3 separate regions of the Homo sapiens genome follow, and regions 1 and 3 are each linked to region 2. Evidence: chromatin loops called from intact Hi-C (ENCODE). Cell type or tissue: Caco-2. All regions are shown on one strand.

Region 1 (5,000 bases), 100 kb before region 2:
CCAGAGGCTGGAGATTAAGGACAGTGGGGACATAGGCCAGTGGGTCCTTGGTCCTGATTTGGCATTTGACAGTTCCTTGCTCTAGGTATTCACTGTACCTAGGGGGCAGAGCTCCTGGAGCCTCCTCTTGGATTCCTTTCCAGGGAATTTCACTTCAAAATTGACCTTCTTTTGTCTCCATCTTTTGGGACCCCAAAGGCTCTCAGTGTACCTCCATGTCCCTAGAGCCGTAGTGGGAGTAACCTGGGGGCTCAGCCTGGATTCCCAAGGCCGGGCAGCTGTGGGCTTCTACCACAAGGAGGAGGAGCAGACAGGCACTGTCTCTGGCAAGAAGGAAATGCCGCTCCATGCAGAGCCCTGTAGTGGGCTCTCGCGAGCCTGGCTTCTCCTTTGGCATGGCGTGTTTGACTGGGAGGCTTATTTCTTTGAAAACAAAATTACAGTAACCATTTTCCATACAGGAAATGGCAAACACCCGGTGCCGTGAGTGAGTGAGGCTCCTTGCGTGTGGGTGGATGAGAAGGAGCAGAGCCTTGGAGAGTCGGCACGCTCCTTCTCTGGTTGCTCCCCAGGCTCTGCCTGGTTTTGTTCAAGGTGGGCGGGATGCCTCTATGGAGGAAGCCAACAAGTGTTTCCTTTTAGTCTCTTTCCAAAGGGTCAGTGTGGCCATTTTAGGATCTCCTGCGATGTGTGCATGTGTGTGTGTTGGGGGAGGGGGAGAGGGTTATTAAACTTAAGGCCCTAGATATTTTGATTTGCAACTGACTTCCTCTCTCCCTCCCATACCACTGAGAATCCCTTTGTGTCATGAGAGCTGTTACTCCCAGGACATGTTGTGCTTGTGAATGACTTTGAGGCAGAGGCAAGGTAAAGAAACACTGCCTGCATTCATTCATTCACTCACTCCAAATCACTTACTGAGCCCCTGCTATGTACCAGGCACCCTCTTAAGCACTGGGGATACTGACATGAGTAGTAGGCTGAAAGAAAGCACTTGTTCACATCCCTGGATAACTTGCCATCCAGGTGAGCACGTAAGAGCCTGATTGGAGAGAAAAAGGGGCTGACAACACTCTGTTAACTTTGGAGGCCATCACTGTCTGTCTGGGACTCTGCCCCATATAAGATGGTTGGAAGTCAGGGATATTCAAGGCATCTGCACTAGAGTTGTTTTCACTCAGTTGACCACAGCTGGGGGTGCAGAAACCTGGGTTATGCGTTTAATCTTCAGAGTGACCGGGTGACTGACCAAAGAGAAAAAAATAACCCGTAGGTAGACATCTTACAAAGTATGTCCTCTTGACACAGGAACGTGGCAGACACTGGCAGGCAGCAGGATCTGGTTATTAACGGGATCCTGAGCAGTCATGAAGAGCTACAGAGACCCCCAGTGAGGCTTAGTGTCCGGAGTCATGGTGCAAGCTGTTTGTCCCTAGGAAAATCACCTAGGGAGATGAGGCTCAAAGCAGCCCAACACACAACACACGTCTAGAAAACAAAGAACTCAAGTGGGAGTTACAGATGTGAGTTGAAGGTCTAGAGTGAGTTGTATCCAGGGAAGCTCCCTGACTCCAATGATAATGGTATTGAAGGTCTCCTCAAGGTCAAGGGTTTACCCCTAGCTTTATGGTTCAAAGCCTGATCCAGCCAGGATCATGACAGCAGATCCAATGCTTGAGAAAATTTGCTCTAAACAAATGTATATGCTTGTGGATCAAATCAGATATTGAAAAATGCAACTATCATGCAGATAAAATACATTGTAATGGCTCTCACCTATCTCTTCCTATAGAACAATCTTCATGCCAATTGTCAATAGAAGATTGTTTGGTGAGGAGCTTGGAATCGGAACGAGGTGCACTAATTAGATGGTTTAACAGCCTCAAGTTGTAAGAGACTGAAGAATCATGGCCAAATATGGGATATAGGGCCCACGAGCTCTGATGAACTTGAAATGTGCCAACTTCTTTTCTGATGGCATGATCTAGCTTCATCTGTTCATACGTTCAGTTCAGTCTTATAGATTTGGGAGTCATTCTGTCTTTTTCTGGAGACTTTGGCTCGCTACTGTGGTCTTTCTTGCATCAATCTTATGGTTTAACAGGACAACCTTACCTCCCCTGGAACTTTTTTGTGTCCTTGTATACTGCCAAACAAGAAAAAAATTATGTGCCATCCTCAAGCACACAGACCAGCCCACTGATCACTGATTTTAAATTGGTTGACTCAGGTTAGAAATTCTTCTTCCTCTTACAGATGATAGAACTTTGTCAGTAAAGTGAAGGAGGCTGACTTACCCCGAGGCATTTGATTTGTGAGTTTCATATTACCATGTCACCAGAGAGTTCTTTCGAGGTGCTGAGTGAAATGAGATTATCTCTCTTTGTTGTTTTTAAGCCACAAAAATGCTGGGAAGTTGTCTCAAGGTTGGACTGATAGGCATTTCTGGGCTAAGGTAGCTCATATCATCTAAACTTTATCAATCTCACCCTTTATCTGATCAAGAAAATATTTGTCTCTTCTCTGGCTTTTTTGTAGCTGATGCCTTTCCAATCACATCAATTTCATGTCAATTCTTACATTTCCCCCCAATAGTCTCCATATACATTTATTAACCGTGGCCTTTTTATGTTTCTATTATGAAGTCTCCTTAGGCCAACTCATTCCTATTTTAGCCCTTTTCCTGGGGGTGATATTCAACATACTTAACTTGTGCTGTGTACTATGGAGGCTGTAGCTCCCGTGGGTGGCCATGAAGGGCAACCTTGGGAAAGTGCAGGCTGTTGGTCAGGCAGCCACCCCCTCAGGGGACCAGGGGGACACTGAGTGTCTGCCAGGGTCTGGGGCAGAGGTGCAGGAGCCATGGTGGGATGGGGGGCGTCTGGTGGGCTGGTGACCTGGCAGGTGCCACGGTGGTTTCCAACTGTGCCCACCAGGGTTCTGGGAGCCAGGGCAGCCGGATGATGGTGTGGGAGGCACGAGGGAGCTCGTGGCGTTAGATATTTACCGACTGATTCCATCTGCCCTTTCCCTCCCTCCTCGTAGCTTTCAGTTTCCCAGTGTTTTCTAACAGATTCTCAAACTGAATCTCAAATGCACACACGAGGGAACTATCCTCCTTCTTGTTCCCCTGTCCTTGGAGTTTTCCTACTTTTCAAAAATACAAGGAAAAGAAACAGAAAAGATGCCTTTGATTGACATCAGAAGAAAACATTAGTAAATCAATTAACTATAATCTATTATTTAATTAGATCCCAAATCCTCACAACCATTGTTTTAATGATTTTTACTGGACCAGACCATATGGAACTCACATGTGATCCAAGTCCCTAAGGCCTGACAGTCCGCTCCCTTCCCTTCCTGGCCTCCAACCCCTGTTGCTACTTCTCCCACCTGCCCCCTCTCCCCGCACCCTGCCCTGACCTGCCGCCATAAGCCTGTTAGGAGTCTCTATGGAAGAGCAATATCTTTGCTGGGAGCAGCTGCAGGAATCATTCCAGCTGGGTGCACCCTGTGCTTAGGGCCCCATTTACTTCCAACCTAATTGGATGTGATTGATACCTAACTCATCATCCCCTCACCCTGTGCCCTACATCTCAGAGGGGACCGGTGATGATGGTGTGAGGCAAAGGCTGGCTTCTTTGTTAGCGCCTTTAGCAGGCACAGACACAGAACACCACTTGGGACGCGGTCATCGTGTGTCTCCTCATTTCCGTCTTTGCCAGGCATCAGGACAGAATACCAGAAGACTGGGCTGGTCCACGCTGCCGTTACAACACCAAGTAAATAACTCCAAACTCATGCGGTTTTTGTTATGGCCGATGCCAACTAGTTTCAATAGAAGAAAACCCTCCAGGCTGCGGCGGCAGATTTCCTTCTAATGTCGGCTAGACATTTCATAAGACGTCTCTGGTCCCAAAGGAGCTTAGAAGAGAGAGGGGCTGGCTGGTGGAGGGCATTCTGATTCCTAGAAAAACATCCTGGAAACATGTTCCTTTGATGGGGATCATTTTTCAAAGTCTGGAAGACACTTCAGAGCAGAGAGAGGATGTGGCTGCTAGTCAGTAGAAGAATAAAACACTTTGCCTTTGTTTATTCTCATCTCTTGCTTTTCCTATTTTTTTTTTCCTAGTCCAGGGATCACAGACTGGATGCCAGGAGGCCGAACCTGGTCTTCAGCTGTCTTTTGTTTGGCTAGCACATTTTCTAAACTTGCGTTTGAAGGCCTTCAGCTGGGTGTGTCTCTAGTTCACCAGAGCTCACACATGTGTTAACTTTCTGGTCCTGGGAGTCATTTGAGTTTATCCACCCTGTCACCTTTATGCCAGGTATAGAACAATGGCTAAATCTGTTCATTCATGACTGATTCTCATCCTTTCAGGACACATTTCAAGGTCATAGAAAATGTCTCTTCATCTGGAGGGAGAGCCCATTGTCAGAGATCAGCAGCTAACAAGGCCAGCAGGCCATGTCCGTGGCATTGGAGGCTTCCGTGGTGTGACCCCGCTCCAGGGCATTGTTCCCAAGGAGCACAGCACACCCAGAGCCCCTGGAGTGCAGCACGGGCTGTGGTCTGTAAGGATGCTTTTGGCTCTAGCCTGTTGGGTCTGGCCATTAATTATACTGACCTGGTGGTATGCAAAGCTTATGCCCACCTTGTCAGGGGTTGGGTGGATAATAAAATCAAGACTACGGCTGGGTGCAGGGGCTCATGCCTGTAATCCCAGCACCTTGGGAGGCCAAGGTGGGTAGATCACCTGAGTTCAGGAGTTTGAGACCAGCTTGGCCAACATGGTGAAACCCCGTCTCTACTAAAAATACAAAAATTAACTGGGCTTGGTGGCAGGCACCTGTAATCCCAGCTACTTGTAGGAGTCTGAGGCAGGAGAATTGCTTGAACCCAGGAGGTGGAGGTTGCAGTGAGCTGAGATCATGCCACTGCACTCCAGCCTGGGCGACAGAGCAAGACTCCATCTCAAAAAAAAGACTACAATCTGGAG
Region 2 (5,000 bases):
TCCATTTACAAAATAGAATCAGGACAATTTAAATTTTTTATATTTTGCATGCAAAACACTGCAATTGCTTATTTATGTAGGAGGGCACTCTCACCAGCTTCTTCTATACACAATTGAGTATACAATATTGCATGGAAGAAAACAGCAGCTCAACTGAAATATTAGAAAAAAAAATCAAACAGATACATACAGATTTAAAATCCAGTACTTGGGAAAAGATATCAATGAATAAAAGGCCTACTTGTTTGCAGCTTCCACACACTGCACCTACCTACTACCTCTCTTCCATGCTTAACTGGGTTTAGAAAGGTGAGCTATGCGTAGAAGAACTACTTGGGATATTCAAGTGCTGTATTTGAACGATAAGCCTATAGATAACAGTCTGAAGCTGCAAGGGAGACTTTGTTAGTACACTACTATAAACAGGTAAACTACCTGTTTGTACTTGATATAGTGCATATGAAATGACTGATTTAATACAAAACTACAGAACATGCAAAATTTTTTCTGAGATGTTAAGTATTACTTCAGTGGAGAACAAAACTTACTTAACCTTTCGCTAATGCATGTAGTACCAGAAAGCAAACATGGTTTTAGCTTCCTTTACTCAAAATATGAACATTAAGTGTTGTGAATTTGTCTGCCAAGTGGTTCAGAAATACATTATAAATAACCTAGTTAAAAAAAGAAACTGTGAACCATCTTGGTCAGTCTATTCTATTCTATGTTTATATGTTATTTTCTCAAGCAATCGCTTCATAATTATAGGGTTTACAAAAAGGTCGAGAAAGAAAAGCGAAGGCGAAATAGCCTCTACTGCATTACAAGCAACATCAGGATAAACTGTACAAAGAATCACATGGTTTCCATACCATGAATGTAGAAAGCAGACCAGGTTTAGGAATGATAGGACAATGCACTCTCTGCAATAGCCAACTACAACAAAACACTTTGAAAGTAAAGGTGAAAATTATATAAAGGGAAAAATTCAAGCCTTTAAATAGCATTATGTCAAGAGGTGAAAACAAAGGTATCAAAACACCCTGTTGCACTACGTTGATAGTTATAGACTGATAGAGTGCCCTCCATTTTCAATGAGGATGTCTCCATATTTTAGTTCAGTGATGTAATAAAGTACTGATTACTGATTTTTAACCCAACTCTTAATAGGCTGCATTAAGACAGCAAAATTAGCCAAATACAACAAAGTATTTAAACCACTACTTTGTGATTGTTTTCTTGGATGTAGGAAAATTACAGGGTTAGGCTAGTTGTAAGTGAAAAAGCCACAGGATTAAAAAAAGGACTCATGGGGAAAAATACACACACACACCCACACACACCTATACACCCACACACCCACATGCCAACCAACCAACCAACCAGCAACTGATCAGTAAAACTTGTTATTAACCAGGGTGACTGTTCTTGATAATAGATTAACCCTGCTGTAGAATGCTATGTTGCCTTTAAAAACCAATTCAATTATTATCCACAATCTGAGTATCAGTCCCTAACCCACCCTCCCCTAAAAATTTGAGGTACATTCAATTATTGCATGACTTGGTCTTAATATTTTTAGCAAGCTTATATGGATGGCAAGTCAAAGGAATCTTAATATTTTAAATGTAAGATATAAAATTTAAGCTTATATATTTTAATTAGCTGTACTGCTCATGAAATAAATATTTGGAAATATGTGTAAATATTTTCTGCAGGTCATAAGAACACCATTTTAGGGCACTGTATTCCAAGAACAGAGAATACATTTTGAAGTTGTCACACTTTATGTAATGCATGATTTATAAAAGCAACAAAAATATATTATGCAGGTGGGTTGGCATATGTTCAGCAGAAGCCTATCAACAACTCTGGGAAACCTGGTTACAAGTGTATTTTTGAAGGGATGGGGCTAAATTTGTCCAAACAGTAAATCTCACCCCAGTGATAGCTTTGGTGCAGTAAGTAATCAGCCTCCAAGATGGGTCTGAGAGAGGCATTTCAAAGAATGTTCCTTAATTCTCAACACATAACCAAGGTCAATCCATTCAAACAGCAAATAAAGAAAATCCATAGGTACTAAGATAACTGTTCTCTCTTCATATGATACTAACAGGCTTATGGCTATGATTCTATTTTTAAATCCCCTTTTACTACCAGCAGGAGTTTGAAAGTGTTTCAATGCTATATAAATGTATGAATCTAGAGGAGAAAAAAATATGCATACTGGAATGGTTTCTCCTTTAGACTTCCAAAACTTAAGATTTTATAAATAAAACTAGTCAGTTTTATCTAAAGAGACATGAAATCCATGTGAAAGGGGAGAGAAAATCCAAAGTTCAGTCATCCAGCAATTTAGGAGTGTGCCCCTCCTCACCTTAACTAAGCTTTCACATAAAGCTTAAAGTCACCGAGGAAAGATTTGGTCACCAACCTTATAGGCAGCGCTCTTAACTATGCCAGGAAATCCCCAGTAGAGTGCATTCTTAAGGCAGAAGGCTAGAGCTAATTGCTTATCTCAGCACCCTAAGTTTACATCACAGCAGCCACTACTGCTCAGACAGTTAGGGCTACCAAATATGTAGAGTTGGCCTTTGTAGAATCAGACCTTCAACACAATCTAATAAATTAGCTAGGGAGCTGAAAAGGTCAAATGTTACTGGTGTATTTTGTCTTTGCTCTCCCTTGGGTATAAGGTGTATATTTTATTAGAAAGGGAAGAGGCTTACTTGATCAGGAATCCCAGTAAAAGCCTGATCATGGTTCCTTTTGCCCCTCCTCCAAAACAATTTTTTTTTTCTGGTAGTCGGATTTGTTATGAATTTCTCTCTCCCCTCACCCCTCTTAAAGTATTTAGCTGAAGAAGCTGGCAGATAGAGAGTGACAGACAGACAGGCAGCAGTGTGAGGCCACAGGAGAGTCATTCTTCCGGAGTTATCAGTCCATCCATCCATCACTGGAGAAGAGCTTTGATTGCCTGGTTGTCAGTGGCTTCAAAGGCGGTCAGTCCATCTGGGCCTTTCACAGTCTTATCAGCACCCTGGAAAAGAGAGGAAAGGGCTCATTAAATGAGCCCACAACTGGGGGAAGGGAATGTAAGACTAGCTCACATGGCACAGGTTAATGTTTACATCAAGAATTAAAAATTCCTTTACTAGTGGAGTCTATTCTACTGCAGAAAAACAAACAAGTTGGCAACATTATGGATTAATTATAAAAATGCCACATTATTTTTCAGGCACTAAGAATTGTAACCCAGGCAATCACTGGCTTTTATTTATACTATCATGGATGAGATGATTAGGAAGAGCACGTTGAGCAAGTTAGATATATTTATCTAATTAGGCTTTAAAAATAATATCCCTATGTGCAGTATGAAACGGGGAAAAAGTAAATCACTTTGCTAAAGTATTCCTGTGACAAATTATTTTTTTCTTATTTGAAACACTTTTTGTAGAGTGCATTCAGTATTATATACATCAAGAACAAATACTGTATTCGTCATTTTACTTGTAAAAACTTCGCAGTAAATGCCTGAGATGCGGACTATAAGAAGGTTCCCTGCGATATTGTAGGGAAATATTCAGTGCAGACACCAGACTGCTCTGAACGCTTAACTTGGAGAGTGCTGCCTTGGAACATTTTATCTGCAACGCGGCATTCTGGTTTTGAGAGTGTGTATGTGCCCTTTTGTGCCTGTATGTTGTTTCATCTGTCTACCCTTTCTGGATGAAAGCTCCATGGGAGCAGTAATTCACCACTGTACTCCAGCACTTGGAAAAGTGCCTAGGTGCATGGTAGGTTAATCTGCTCCCAAACCAGGTCTGATTCTTAACTCCCAGAGACAACATCCTACCATCTGAGGGTTCTGTTTACCAGCTCTAGCTCCAGCCAGTATTTATTCACCACACATTCTCTAGAGTCCTGACCCACTCCCCTTGCCAAATCTCACACATTCTTCTGCTTGTTCCTGACACCTACAGAATTGTTTAAACTTGGCACATATGGTCCTTTAGAGGCTAACGCTGGTCAGCTTTACCAGTCTCTTCTCCAGTTAACCGCTCCATGCTCTAATCCTACAGAATTTCTCACCAGTTCCTGCTGTGTTTCATGCCTTTATCCATGCGGGCTCTAGATGGGATGCCTTATCCTCTTCTCTGGCAAATCCACCCATTCACTCAACAAATATTTACTGAATGTTTAATATGCGCATACTGTGTAAAGGACTGGAGAATCAAAGAAAAATAAGACAAGAGTCTGCCAGTCTGGCTGGTATGAGAGTCAGACAACTCAGCCAACACAACACTATGGGAAGAGAACAGTAACAGGGATGAGTGGCCCATAATCAGAACAGGATGTGGCAGGAGGGCGTTTTAAGGGAGAAAGTCTTCCGGGATGAGGTAAAATGCCTGAGCTGAGTCTTGACAAGGAAGTACAGGCTGATTAGGTAAACCAGGGAGGAGATGACATTTTAGGAAGTGTTAAATGATCACAAAGTCCTCCTCAGTATTATTATAAAAGTCTCTATTTCCTCATTTTCTAAATGAATTTAACTGCTTCATGGAAGACATGGAATTCAGGGTCAAGTGGGAGAGACGTCAGTGCGTGAGAACTTCAGTGCTGTGAGTCCCGCCACAATGGTTAAGGGATAACTGTATTCAAAAAAGTTATTTCTTATTCATTTTGATGGCTACTTTTATGACTAGCATTATCAACTATAATTCTGCATTAACAGTTACATATTATAGTGAACTTCTGTTGCTTTTTAGCTCTCAGAGTTTATTTCCCTCCATTTGATGGCAGCACCCTAATTTCATCTTGGGGAATCATTTGTCCCCTCTTGCTTTTTAAAATTTTAATTCTTAATTATTATGGGTACATAACAGTTATATATATAGATGGGGTATGTGATGTTTTGATACAGGCATACAATATGTAATGATCAAATCAGGGCCCTTATCATTTCTTTGTGTTAGAACATTCTAATTCTGCTCTTTTAC
Region 3 (5,000 bases), 130 kb before region 2:
TGGCGGAGTGGCTTGTCTAGTTGGTGAAATGGGAGAGGGGCTCTGAGCACGTGCAGGGCAGCACCTTCTCGGCTAAGCACAAATGCTAAGTCAACACGATTTGCTCTATACAGCATTTTCCAAATTCGCCTGTGCTGGAATTTATGTTTTCTCTGCTCATTGTCTGAATTTTACATAAGCCAGCTATCAGCAGGGACCTACCAAGGTCACAGTAAATAGCTAAACTTGGCTTGAACCTACAGTTTCTTCCCACTCTGGGGATAGAGAGGGGCTGATGTAGTCAGGGTCACTGCAGCCTCCAGGACCCCAAGTCTTTGCAGGTAGTCTCTGTCCCACATCACAGCCACCCAGATGTGACCACAGCTGCTTCTGAAGTCGCCAGAAAGTCCCATTCACCCCAGTCACAGCCGGGGGTTGAGTATGTTTCCTTGCAGAGAGGGGCATTCCGCCTCTCTAGGCAGCTTCCCGTTACCTCGCTGACACCCCCCTTCACCTTCCTGTCTTTCTTTTCACCTCTTTCCTCCCACCCATCCACCCTGCCTCCATACCAACCACGGGAAGCCCAGGCCATGCTCTCCTCACAGACCTTGTGCCCACCACACCCATGCCCCTCAAGGGCTCACTATTTAACCCTAGTACTTCCCAAGTAACCCTTCCAACAAAGGAGTTTCCTCTCAAAGAGGAATTTTGGTGGCAGCTATTTCAGATGGTATTTTTTCATCCCCAGGACCGCTTGTACTGCCTTTATGGTACGTAGTTTACCCACAGCACATCTCCCTGTGGCCAGGGACAGCATGGAACCCCATCACTACTTGTTGCTGCCCACAGGGAAATGTCCCCACTGATTTCCGCTCAGTTATCACTCAGTCAGGGACTCAGCTTTCCTTCGCGGTCCCTTACCCAGGTTCCTGACCCGAAGGTTAGGGGGACGTACACGTGTCCGGGACGTTGTCTACAGGAGAACTTGGCAGAGGCTTCTGTGGGGGCAGCTCACCCTCCTTGCTGGACTTCTCTGACAGAGGAACCTTCTTTCTTCTGCTTAGGGTGCTCCTCATCCTTCTGGAATCCAGACCATCCTCCACTCCTGTTTTCAGTGGCCACCATCTTTTCTCTCTCCTTCCTCAACCCTCTGAGGAGAAAAGTATTTGTGTTTCACTGAAGTGGAAGTGAGTGTTTTCTTTGGACCTTTGTTTCTGCATTGGGGTGTAGTCTGGGGAAGAGAAAATGGCCATGGGGTATAGGTAACAGAGAAGAGGGGCAAGAAATATGCACACAGCCATGTAAGGTAAGGGTTCACAGGCTGTACACTGTGCAAATGCGGGAGTCCCATTCACACAGTGATATGACATGAAAGTGGATTCACAACCTGATGAAAATGCCACCTTTGAGCTCTGCCTTCTCTCAATCAAGGGCAGTGTGGACACATAGAGAGAGGAACGTGCTTTGAGCCTGAGAGATTCTGATTTGAGTCACCCCAGCTATGTTACTATCTCACCATATAGTCCTAGACAACTCCCTTAACATCTCAGAGCCCCAGTTTCCTTATTTATAAAAGGACAGCAATAGCGCCTCCTTTACAGAGTTGCTGTGAGGGTGAAATGAGATCTTTTGTAGTTGCCTGGCATGTAGTAGGTGCTCAATAAATGTCATTTCCCCAGAAGCATTGTCCTGGTTGAAGGAGTGTTTGCCAATTTCACTACTGGCCCTTTTCCAGTGAAAATATTCAGGGTCTTTCCGTAGATGGTGAAGGAATGTCTGTTGGAGGCTGAAGAAGATACAAGTATTCTTCTTACAGCATAATTGAAGAAAATAATGAATTTATCAAGATACGTGGCCAGTTGAGGCATCCCAGAAAGTTGAGTTTTAACAACAACTAAGACAACGTATAGAGCACGAAATGTTAGGCACAGTTTTAAGCCTCTTCCATGTATTATTGTGCCATTGAAAATGGACCCTTCTGGGACACAGCATTCAAGACTCTGGGATTTTGTGTCTTTGTAAAAGGGAGAGAAGATGTCTTTTTATTTATTTATTTTGAGAAGATGTCTTTTCTTTGCTTCATATCCACCCTCCTGGCATTGTCTGGTACATTATATGTCTTTGCGTCCCCACATCTGGCCTGTTCCTATCAGCATTCTCTCTCTTTTGAGCAGTTCCTTATCTCTGAGCAATGAACTGAGCCATTTCCCAAAGATGGGCATAATCCGTGGGTCTCCTGCGTAGGCGGGAGCCAGCTTGTACTGGCTGTGGAGAGCTGACGGGGGCAGCTTTTCCCAGCTCTTCAGCAATGAGGTCTCGCTAGTCCTTGAAATCAGCCACCATGCGAGAGTTTGCATCAGGGAAATCAGCAAATGCTACCCATCGAGACCACTCCCTCCCGGGTAGCAACACCGTGGCTGGCCCCACACATTGGGAAGAAAAGCTCAGCAGGAGGTTTCAAACTTGGATGGAAGAGCTGGTAGAAAACCTTTGTTTCATAGACATGCTTTAAAGGTGGAATTTCAGGTAGGAAGTCTTTCTGCATCTATTAAACTCAAAATTGAGGAAGAGAAGTAACAGGTCTTCAAAAACTAGGCTGAAAGATGTCCTCCGCGGACCAGGTACATCTTTAGTATAACAATCGTGGCTGGCAACAGCTTAACACGCTCAGGGACATCTTCATGTTTCTCATAATGCAACGTTTCAGGAAACTCTGGAAAGTAAACACGAGGTCACAGATTCAGTTCTGGTGAACTAAAACTCAAAAAAATGGTTCAGCATATCCTGAACTCAGTGTTTGTACACAAGATGGCGCTCTCTTCTTAGGAGAAGACAATTGGAACACTTGCTAACCCCTGAACTCTCTTTGCATGTTGTGATCGATCGCATTGGTGCAATTGGTGTGAGCTGAGCAATATTAAGGTCAAAATCATTGGCTTGATGCCTTATAAATGCATTTCTGTGAATATACGAGTTAACACTAATTATTTCCATTCCTGGGGAGGGGAAGGGTAGGAGAAAAGACTAAGCCAACTGCAAACCCCGTTGCTGGTGAGTCTTCTGTTCACAGACAGAGAGGAAATTAGAACTGATCTCTGTGTTCACATAAGTGGCCAAAGAGTCCTTAGTCTCCCAATGGGAGACAAAGCTGGGTGTCCAAATTCCTCTGTAGGACCCTGCATCTGAATTCACGGGCCGCCTCTCCCCTAACCCCCGCCCCGCCGTGCCCCTCATCCCTACAGGTCGTTTGCTATACATCACCAGTTCTGTAAATTACAGACACAGTCCCTGTCCCTCTTCCAACTTGGCACAGATTCAGGCACTGACCAATCTACTTTAGGTGCCCTGTCTTCTCCCAGCCCTGGCTAACTTGCTGGCTCTGGAATACCCATCTTCTCTGGCAGTTCACCATATCTGAGTGCCCCAGCTCAAAGCCTAGCCTTTTCCTTTGGCCCATTTTGGTCACAGATGCCAGCTTTCACCCTCTAACCCAGACTGGAACAATGGTCTTAGAGGCCACTTGCCCTATGGCCTGGCTAGAGGTCCCTCCAGCCATCACCTCTGGTATTGTCTGCTGGGTTTTCCGCTGATTGTGGTCCCTCAGGCTCTTTGTCCTGTTTCTGAGTGCAGCCCTGCTCTGGCAGTGTGCCCGGGAGACCACTTCCACGTGCTTGGCTCCTGCTGTCCTTGTTGCCAACTATTCTTGGCACCTGGACATTTATCGTGCTGTTCCCCAAGTCCTTTGCTCCGGGTGATTGCACTCCAGGTTGTTTCTCTGCCTCGCTGAGAAATGAAGAGCCCTTCCTAAACCTCCCAACTCTGCTCTCAGCACCGCACCCTCCATTCAGTAGGAACCGTCTTGGGAAGTGGACTCTTGGGGGTTTTGTGAACTAGCCCTCCTGTCTCTTTGTTAAGTTGTGAGGAGGCTGCAGACATCCTGTGCATGTTAGATTAGTCCACATTTCAGAGCCAGGAGGAACAAGAAACATGATGGCCTCATAGTCTAGCCTTTGCAGACTTTGCCAATGACATGGGTAGGTTGATCCTGCCTCACCTCATCCCGGCTGGTCCTGATCAAGTCCTCCTGCCCCCAGCTGAAATCTCACTGTGCTAACTTCAAGGGAACGATCATGTTACGACACCAGGATTTCTTGCTTCCCATCTATTCTTTTTCTTCCTTACGTTTTAAGTATTTCTAGAGCTGGAGAGGCCCAAGAAGTCAAGTGAGAGTTTATTTAAGGTGAGCAGATCATATTTGAATGCAGAAGGGAAAGATCTCGTTGGTAGGGAAAACAAAAGTATTTGTGATTGCTTGCCGTGGAGAGCAAAAAAGCCAGGGCTTTCAGCCATTCATTGCCCAAAATCACAGCACTCACAGGAGTAGAAAAGGTCAGAATAAGCCATGGGGCCAGTCTGTGACTCACCATTTCTTTTGAAACCAAAGGTTCACTTCTCTGGAGACTAATTCTGTTCTTACTTTCCTAATTCTACCTTGGAGAGTTCCTTCCTCAGTCCTAGGCTTTGATCTGTTCTTGGAATTTCAATCTTTTCTCTTTCAGGCACTGTGACAAATTGATGTCATTCATATCCCACACCAATGGTCTCTCTATACCTATGCCTTTTGCCCTGTAACCTTGCGGTCCCTGCCTACTCTGACTCTGGGACTTACTGTGGTCAATGGGACAAGAGCAAACTGGATACAAATTTGGGCTTGTTTGCTTCTCTCTTTGTCATCAACTCCTGCCACCTTATGAGAACAAGCCTGGGCTATCCTCCTGGAGGATGAGGGATCATATGGAACAGAGCTGAGTCATTCTAGCTTGAGGTAGTCTTAGACCAGCTGACCCCTAGCTGACCTGCCAGACATGTGAGTGTGAGCCTGCTCAGATCAATAGGATAACCCAGCCAATCCACAGGCTCATGAGCAAACATACATCTTTATTGTTGTGTTCCACTGAGGTTTTGTGGTTGTCTGTTATGGAACAATGTTGCGGCAATAGATAACTTATAGTGGAAAAGAA

The links. Hi-C counts contacts between places; a loop is a spot of excess contacts. Peaks named below come from ENCODE experiments on the same cell type or tissue, not always from the same donor. Only the 100,000 strongest peaks of a DNase experiment are listed, where the experiment ranks them.
Region 1: it touches region 2 in a loop (2.3-fold over the local background); 3 of 110 quality-filtered maps call a loop at or near these places.
Region 3: a loop joins it to region 2, with 5 times the contacts of the local background. A loop is called at or near these places in 7 of 110 quality-filtered maps.

The regions. Positions count from the first base shown.
Region 1 is chr7:135,825,271-135,830,270 of GRCh38, forward strand. No RefSeq gene overlaps it. Among named protein-coding and RNA genes, the nearest start is that of FAM180A, 79 kb to the left of the region's middle. In Caco-2, no CTCF peak of the experiment used is centred here; no DNase peak of the experiment used is centred here.
Region 2 is chr7:135,926,973-135,931,972 of GRCh38, forward strand. MTPN (myotrophin) reads right to left here. Exons shown (of 4, transcript NM_145808.4): 4 at 1-3,040. The coding sequence ends at 2,954. Among named protein-coding and RNA genes, the nearest start is that of MTPN, 48 kb to the right of the region's middle. In Caco-2, no CTCF peak of the experiment used is centred here; DNase peaks (open chromatin) are centred at 2,529 and 2,979.
Region 3 is chr7:135,798,474-135,803,473 of GRCh38, forward strand. No RefSeq gene overlaps it. Among named protein-coding and RNA genes, the nearest start is that of FAM180A, 52 kb to the left of the region's middle. RefSeq lists a silencer at 601-821. In Caco-2, a CTCF peak has its summit at 2,775 (motif pointing right); no DNase peak of the experiment used is centred here.